Linked DNA regions of Homo sapiens: region 2 is linked to region 1. Evidence: read pairs that join two places in POLR2A ChIA-PET (ENCODE). Cell type or tissue: A673. All regions are shown on one strand. Each heading gives the region's core, and the rest is flanking DNA. Links, peaks and the distances in the headings are about the cores only.

What was found. ChIA-PET counts read pairs that join two places held together with the same protein. Peaks named below come from ENCODE experiments on the same cell type or tissue, not always from the same donor. Only the 100,000 strongest peaks of a DNase experiment are listed, where the experiment ranks them.
Region 2: POLR2A ChIA-PET joins it to region 1 with 5 read pairs; 2 of 35 experiments call an interaction of 5 or more read pairs at or near these places.

What each region holds. Positions count from the first base shown.
Region 1 is chr6:14,798,143-14,802,513 of GRCh38, forward strand. No RefSeq gene overlaps it. Among named protein-coding and RNA genes, the nearest start is that of JARID2-DT, 450 kb to the right of the region's middle. In A673, for the core only: no CTCF peak of the experiment used is centred there; DNase peaks (open chromatin) are centred at 999 and 1,919; H3K27ac peaks cover 1,962 bases.
Region 2 is chr6:14,394,754-14,399,124 of GRCh38, forward strand. No RefSeq gene overlaps it. Among named protein-coding and RNA genes, the nearest start is that of LINC01108, 110 kb to the left of the region's middle. In A673, for the core only: a CTCF peak has its summit at 2,633 (motif pointing left); no DNase peak of the experiment used is centred there.

The sequences.
Region 1 (4,371 bases), core at 171-4,170:
AAAAGGAGGGGAGGGAGGGCAGGAGAGAGGGAGAGGGGAAAAAGGGAGGGAAGGGTTGGGGGAGGGAGGAAGGGAGGGACAGGGCTTATTTTTCTAAGGCTGCCTCCAGGAAAACAGAGCAGGGATAAGTAGGTTCAAGTTGGTAAGCTTTTAAATCTTCTTATCACAATGTCTTGCTTCCCCACCTCCCTCCCCCTGTAGAGTCAGCACATCCAGCCTAGAAGCAAGACTCTCCTCCTACATTACAAACAAGAGTGTCTGCCTAGGAGGGAATGTCTTCATCATAGAAAAAAATGCACCCTTTCCCACTGTGTCTAAATTCCTCCAGGTTTCCTCCCTTGGCCCCAGGAGCCCAAACAGCCTTGGACCTGCATCCCTGAGGGAGGTCTTCCAGCCTCACTGGGAGTCCAGCCTTTCTGTCCAGCCCATTAGCTGCACCATGGAGCCCAAGTGTGGCTCATCTTTCTAGCCTTGGCTTTGCTCGTGCTCCACAAACAAATGGATGGGTCAGCCCAGAATATCCAGCCTGTTTCCTGCAGAAGCCATGTTTTCTCTCATATCCCAAACCTTCGTCAGGTGGGTTCTGTTTCCAGTTTATAATGGGCCCCCTCCCCAACATTCTCAGCCTCCTCACACAGCTTCTAAAGGGCTAGGGGTATCATGTTCTCCAGCTCCGCAGACACCTGTTGCTTGCCCTCAGCTCCTGACTCCCCAGTTCGCAGGGTCAGTACCACTTAAAGATGTATTCAGTGCAGAGAGAAGGGAATTTCTCCTGTGCTGTTAGTTGCCTCAGCTTTGTCCCCAGCTCCTCTGGCTGGTTTGGTTACTGCCCTGTGTTTAGATCAGAGCTAAAATTTGGGGGTTTTTTAGCTACTTCTGAAGGACTGCTCCCAGGCTGTGAGTATTGATGGGTAACCACAGGGAATGCCTTCAGAGGTTCTTCCACTTACTTACAAGGACTATGCTAATCCCTTTTTTTAGGAATTGGGGAGTGAGGGAAGGAAGGAAGGAAGGAAGGAAGGAGGGAGGACATTAGCATTACAAGGACAATGCTACTCCCTTTTTTAACATTACAAGAACAATGACCTCACAAGAACAATGCTAAGCCCTTGTTCTTAGGAAGGAGGGAGGGAAGGAAGGCAGGAAGGCAGGAAGACAGGAAGGAAGGGAGGGAGGGAGGAAAGAAGGGAAGGAAGGAAGGAAGAGAGGGAGGGAGGGAGGAAGGAAGTTGGCTTCACTAAGCAACTTTTACAAACTAGACCCAGCCCAAAGTGCTTTACCTGTAACACCTCTTTTATTCTCAGGATCAATTCTGTAATGAGGTGCATATTATCATCCATATTTTACAGAAGAGAAAACTGAGGTTCAGAGCAGTTAAGTAAAGTGATCATGATCACACAGCTAATAAATGGTCGAGGTGGTACCCCAAACCATAGACGTCTGATCCTTTGGACAGTTCTAGATTTTCCTCCCACTACCTCCTCCTCCTGGATTGCTGTCTTAATCCCTATACTATGGTATCTACCTTTCTGGGAAATCTAAGAATTTATTAACGAGTGTACTTTTTCTGCCTCTATTGGCTTTATGGAGAAGGAGTATCTTTTATGTAAAAATGAAATATAAATGTTTGTCTCATAAAAATAAAAAACTCCACTTTTTCATGAAATCACAGAAATTGTCAATGAGAGCTGTCTTGTCAAAGTAAACAAAACTACTACACCCACAGAGAGTAAAACAGAAAAGCTGGCTCTACTCAAGATTTATTTTGCAACTGATTCAGATTAAGGGGAGGCTCTTAGGGAATTTTACTTTAGGAACTATATCAGAGGCTGTAATACCCATTCTCCCCATCTCTAACAATGGAACTCCCACATTGTACTTGGGCACAGCCCTTCAGATGAAGACTACATTTCCCAGGCTCCCTTGCAGCTTGGTGTGGCCATGTGATCAAGTTATAGCCAATGAGATGTGAGCAGAAGGATAAATACCACTTCTAGGTCACAGCCCTGGGAAACAACACAAACCCATGGTTCTGGCTTTTTTCCTCCTTCCTGCTGGCTGCAGCTGTAGCTGCTTCCTTGGACCCAGCCCCAGCCTGCTGACCTCTGCACACTGTTACATAAGAGAAAAGGAAACTTCAATCCTATTTACATCACTATAATTCAAGATCTTTCTTTTTTTAATACCTTATCTTTAAGGAAAAGATAAGCCTGTGCCCTAACAAATACAGGGGCTCAGGACTTCCACCTTAACAGTACGACTGACAAGGAACACATTTAAATTGTGATTTATTCAAGTCTCATGTTCATTTGAGTTTTTAATTATATGTCAATCGATTTACCAATCAGTTAATATTTTTGGTCATCTGCTCCATTCAAGGCACTCTACTTGGCACTAAGATAAACAGACAGTCCCTGACTTACAATGTTCAACTGAACGATTTTATGATGTTATGATGGTGCGAAACTCGTATGCATTCAGTAGAAGCCGTATTTCAAGTACCCATACAACCATTCTGTTTTTCACTTTCAGTACAGTATTCAATAAATTATATGATATTTTCAAGACTTGTTTATAAAATAGGCTTTGCATTAGAGGTGTCTGCCTAGCTGCAGGTTCATGTAAGTGTTCTGAGCATGTTTCAGGTAGGCTACGCTAAGCTACGATAAGTTCAGTTGATGAGGTGCACTTAATGCATTTTCAACCTACAATATTTTGAAGTTATGATGGCTTTACTGGGACCTTACTCCATTGTAAGTCGAGGAGCATCTGTGTATGACGTTATCCAGCCCTTAAGAACTTCATCCTCAAGCCAGGAAGACCAAACGGACACAAAAATACTTCAGAGCAGTGCTGTACATTATTAACCTCCACACAAGAGGCACCAATGGCGAGCATGGTGGAGCTATGCAACTTAAACCTTCATGAATAACACCATTCCAGGGTCAAGGGGTCTCCCAATTTGAGATAAGATTTTGTGGTGTTTGAATCTGTTTTTCCTTTCCCAAATCACTTATTTTCCCTCTGCTTCAAATTCTCCAGTTATGGATGGTCCCAGGCTGATTATCAATGTCTTCTTCCTTTTGACTTTATGACTTGGACTCCCAGCGCCTCCAATATGTCTTCCTGTTTCTGGTCCTAGAGGACATGGAATTGGTCCCAGTCCATTGCATATTTTGTTTTTAAGTCATGCACTGTTAATATTTGAGATAATCTCTCAGTACCTCTGTTCCTGCTGCCCATATAACAAATATCTGTGTGTTGTCCTATTGGCCCGTGTTGTGCCTCATGCTGAGTGACTCAAGAGCCAGAGAAAAGTGGCTATGTAAATTGGCCTGGATGTCCAGGCACCAAAACTAGAAAAGGAAAGGACAAGCAGGCCTGAACAAAATCAGGAGATGGATTGATGAAGAGAGGAGTAATATACATGGATTTTCATTCCATGTCATAGACATACAAATCTGGAGCTGGATCTTTAAACTAATCAATTGTTTCATTGTTCGCTAAAGGGGAGGGTAATGTCTGTCCACAATATTGACCAACATTAAATAAAACACACACACAAGAAATGGAGTTTCATCTGTCACTTTGGATTAGTTACCTCTCCAAGACAGGCATGTGGGGGAACTGGAAACATTTCTTTCTTTTTTTTTTTTTTTTTTTTTTTGCGATAGAGTCTCATTCTGTCACCCAGGCTGGAGTGCAGGAGCCTGATCACAGCTCACTGTAACATCCGTCTCCCGAGTTCAAGCGATCCTCCCACCTCAGCCTCCTGAGTAGCTGGGATTATAGGCATGCACCACCATGACTGGCTAATTTTTGTGTTTTTAGTAGAGACAGGGTTTTGCCATGTTGTTCAGGCGGGCCTTGAACTCCTGGCCCCAAGTGATTCACCCGCCTCAGCCTCCCAAAGTGCTGGGATTACAGGCGTGAGCCACTGAGCCCGGCCAGAACTGGAGACATTTCTAAATGTTATGTGAAATTGAGAGTGGTCTCCATCTAGCTATGAGGGAACCACATGTGATACAGAGAAAAGAGAATTTGATTTTGTGTTAGAGGAGCTTCTCCACTACTTACTACCAGTGTAACTCATCGGGTGACAGTATTTTCATGTCTAAAAATGGAATAGCAATGCAGGAGTGCCCTGTAAATTACTGAGAAATGAAAGTGCCTGGTACACTGCTTGACCCAGAGTAACTAATCATGAATTGCTAACTCAATCAGAAATGGACTTTTTAAAATGCTAACATCTGTTCTAAAATGAAAAGAAGAACCTAGAGTGACACGGAGAGAAGGGCTGACAGAATGTGATACGCAAAGACTAAGAAAATGATGCCTGGGCAGAAACCTACCTCTGCTAAAAAGAAGGGA
Region 2 (4,371 bases), core at 243-4,242, 400 kb before region 1:
AAGGTTCCTGGAGGGTGGCGTCCCAGGGAGGGCATGGAAGCTCCGCCCCCCTTCTCCCATGCCTTGCCCTATGCATCTCCTCATCCATTTCTTTTGCTCTCTCTTCTATAATGGACCGGTAGATGTAATAGTGTTTCTAGGGCCTTTGAGCCACTCCAGCAAATTAATCAAATCCAAAAAGGGGGTCATGGGAACCCCAACCTGAAGCCAGTCCATCAGAAGTACCAGAGAGGGCCACACTTGCGCCTTTTTGGGGGGCAGTTTTGGGGACTGAGCCCTCAATCTGTGGGATCTTACAGCATCTCCTGGTAGATGGTGTCAGAACTGAATTAGAGGACACACAGCTGGTGTCTGCTGCTTTGTTTGTGGGGGAAAAAAACCCATGCATCTGGTCACGGAAGTCTTCTGTGCTGATGATTGTAGTGGTGTGAGTGCAGAGGAAAATCACGGTTAGAGAAAGTTTTCCCTACACAAGTAGGCTAGGAATTCCTGTGTGCACCATCTCCATCACCTTTCACGTGAGTATGTCCCTATCACAGCCCCCTCTGGGATGATGTGCCCGCCTCCACTTTCGAGCTGCCGTGTGTCCCATAGCCACCAGCTACAGATTCCTTCTCTGATGATGAAGAAAAATGGTGACCTAGGGGGTGGTATTTGTGATAACCATCTGTGTCCAGAATTTTATACTGTTTCAGATGTTTATTGCAGCATATTAAGAAATTAGGACATCAGATGCACCTAAAGTTTTTTTTTTTAAATGGCCTGCCTTATTTCCACTGCCCATCCATAGACTTCTGGCACGGGAACAGCAGGCAGCTGGGAATCTCTATTTGGATAGCAGAAGAGGCAGAGGCAGGGGCAGGGCATAGAAGAGCACTCTACCCAAACCTAGGTAACAGCCCTGAGGTGTGGGTGCAATCTAAGTGACCGTTCAATACACCTATCCAAAGTGACACCCAGCCTTCTCCTCCCTACCCACTATGACTCCCTGGGGAATTGCCTTCAGCCTCCACCATCTGGTGATGCTTGATGTTTTCTGAAATAACAGAGACTGTGAGTCTTCTGAGTTTATAACAATAGCTACCATTTCTCCCTGTCCTGGGCACTTAACAAGCGCTATCTCTAGTCCTTATAACTGCATGATCTAGAGGACCACCAAGGTCCATATCACCGTTCTACTGACTCTACCACACAAATCTCTCATGGTGCTTTGTAAAGGTCTATTCTTACTCTGTCTTCCTTGGAAATGAGAAATGTAGCACATCTCTGTTAAGAGACATTTTAGATTCCTGGAAAAAAAATTCACCTTTTTTGCCTTCTCTTCTCCAGGGTGAGTAATTCTACTCTCTCAACATTTCCTTGTGAATTTCTTCTCAAACTTTCTTGTCATCATTTTTGTTTCCTACTGTGCTTAGAAAACGAGGTCCATGTTTTTCAAGTCCCTTTCTAAAGCACAATGATTCATTTTGTTATACATTTCTGATTAGTACAATATGTCTGGTACAGTCTAAATTCAACTTTAAAGTTAAATTTTAAATTGTATTAAATGTGGTCATTTGATACAAAACTGATAATTTAATCCACATTATTGCCCCCATAGCTAATATTTCTTTTGCTATAAAATCATAGCTAGAAAAATTAAAAGATCTAATAAGCCAATTCTCAAACCCCCAACCATTAAAACCGAGAAACAGACGGAGTTCTGTAATATATTTCGGCTTTTTGTTTTAGTGTATATTCTTTCTTCCTCTGCAGGCTGTAATAGGAAAACAAAGTGAAACAAAAAAACACTGGACTTGAACCCTTAATTCATTACTTTTGTCTTCATGACCACAGGCAAATCATTGAACCTGTCTGTGTACTCATTTCCTCATTTATAAAATGATAGGGTTGGATTATATTGAGGGAGTTTTCAAAACTGTTTTTTAGCCATGAAAATCTTTCTTAAAAGAAATCTTATGTAGAAGCACATAACACACAAAGCAGAGAAGAAGCAGGAATGGTGAGACCCTAAGATTCACCCGCTTAGACACCCCTCACCCAACTCCCACCCACCCCCACCTCGTTTTCACAATTTATGATTTCATATACAAGCACAGCTTTTGTATGTGTGAACATTTACATTCATAGCACATATCTTGGATAGGATATACATGCAAGCGTGTGAGTTTATTTGTGTTTATATGAGTATATAGAAGAAATCCAAATCTCCCCAAGCTCCTTCAATCTGTGACTAGGAATGAGATCAGATATCACTAGCTCTGAGTCACAAAGTCACAAGCATAAGGCTGGATGGCAACCCCATGCATACTACCCCCAAGGATTCTGGGACCACCCCCCAACCCCGGGACAGTAGATGGTTTCTCTTGTGCTCATTAATAAGTGTGGGCTTGGCAGATACTGTTGCTTGTCCCCTGGTGCTCCCCTTGCCCCACTGTCTGTCCCACTGGATACCAAAATCTCTGCTCCTGCTGACTGCTGTCTCAACTGCTGCTCTTCCGGCTTGGAGTCGCTGGGTGATCAGCCTGGCCAGGTCGCCCCTTGCTGATTGACGGTTTCCTGCCCTCACTGCCCTGCTGAGCAGGTGGTGCGGTGCGGCTGCTCCATTGCAAACAGCGCCCCCAGCAGGCAGCGCTGCTATGCGACCTTGGCTATCTGAGCAGCAGCACCCCCAGTGCCATGAGTACTTTCCAAACCAAATTCTTGCAATGCGGTGGGAAGAATGCATCCTTCTTAGAAACAGTGTCACTAAACCCACAAGATTTTAAGAGTTTAAAGAAAGAGCTCTTTTAGTTTTTATTTACAACCTCCTTCCTCAATTGCCTTCTCCTCACAGGACTCAAACAAGTGGCCAGCGGGTACTGGGCCAGAAGATACATCTGAGTGACTGAGACCACACTATTCTTAGGACTGCCCCTCCCAGAGAATAATTATGACCATTTTACTGAGTCAGATTCATTGTCACTGGTTCGTTTCTCCCCTAATGCTCTCCCAAGAGGCTTCTCAGTTTCCTCTACAATATAACTTCTGTTTTCTAGAGTGTCCCAGCATGCTGACCCGACCTGGGCTCATCCTGGGCCCTCCATCACACAGAGCTGAAGCGATGCCTGGCTATGGTGTAGTCTCGTATAGATCAGGAACCGCCCATTCTTAGCATACCCTACACATGGAGGATGGGAATCTTCTAACACAATTTCATTTTAGGGTGCATATGGAAGCTCTTCAAGTATGGTAGATAGATAGATACCAAATACCTAAGTCTTTGGCTGGAATCAAACTGGAAACCTTGAGAACAATCAAACTATGCTTGGGAGCAAGAGGCTTCAGATTCAGTTCTAAGTAGAACACTATCCTATTCCATGATACTGCTGTGGATTTTTGGCAACTGGTTTTAGAAATAATACAAATAAAACCTATGACCAAGAAATCTACCGAGGTCAACATTTCCCAAAGAGTGGTGCTATGTTTCCTGAAAATAAACAAATATACAAGCAGGTCTGGGAAACCCCACAACCTATAGCACTATCTTACATGTTTTTTGGCATGCTCAAAATTAGAGAGATACTGAGTAAGGAGGAAGCTTTTGAAACTTTCTATAACACATTGTTTTAAAATATATTGACAATGAAACTCTAAAAATATCTAACACTCTGAATGTTCCTCAGAAGTCATGTTTTATGGAGTGTATTTTGAGAAAATTTAGCCTAAAACAGGGTGAGCAAACTATTTTTTTGAAATTAAAAGTTCAGTTTTGTGGGCCCCACATATAGAACCTACCACAATTACTCCGCTGTTGTAGCATGAAGGCCATTGTAGATGATACATAAACAAATAAGCTTCACCGTGTTCCAGTAAAACTTGGATTATGGCCACTCAAACGTAAATTTCATATAATATTCTATGTCACAAAATATTATCCTTTTGACTCTCTTCAACTATTTAAAAGTACAGAGAACATTCTTAGTGCAAAGACTGTAAAAAACAGGGGATGAGCTGAATTTGACCTGTGGGATGTACTTTGCTGATCCCTGTCTTAGAAGTACTAAAAGCTAGTGAAATCGCAGTGCCTGTACAGATACCTGAACCTGAAGTCCATGGAGCAGAAACCCTGTGTGTTTATTCTCCACTGAATCTCCATGCTCTGTCTGCTGCATGGCCAGTGCCTGTTTGGTGAATGCTCATAAATATTGAATGAGGGAATAACCAGCAGTTCAATTTACCTGTCAGTAACATGTGCAGAATTTGGTTTCTCAAAGTTGTTTTCTTTTGTCGCTGTTGTTGTTTTGGCCCTGTTTGCTGGGTATCTCAGTGTAAGTAGTAAATAGAATCCATGGCTCTGATGTTATTCAATGCCAGAAAAGAATTTCACAC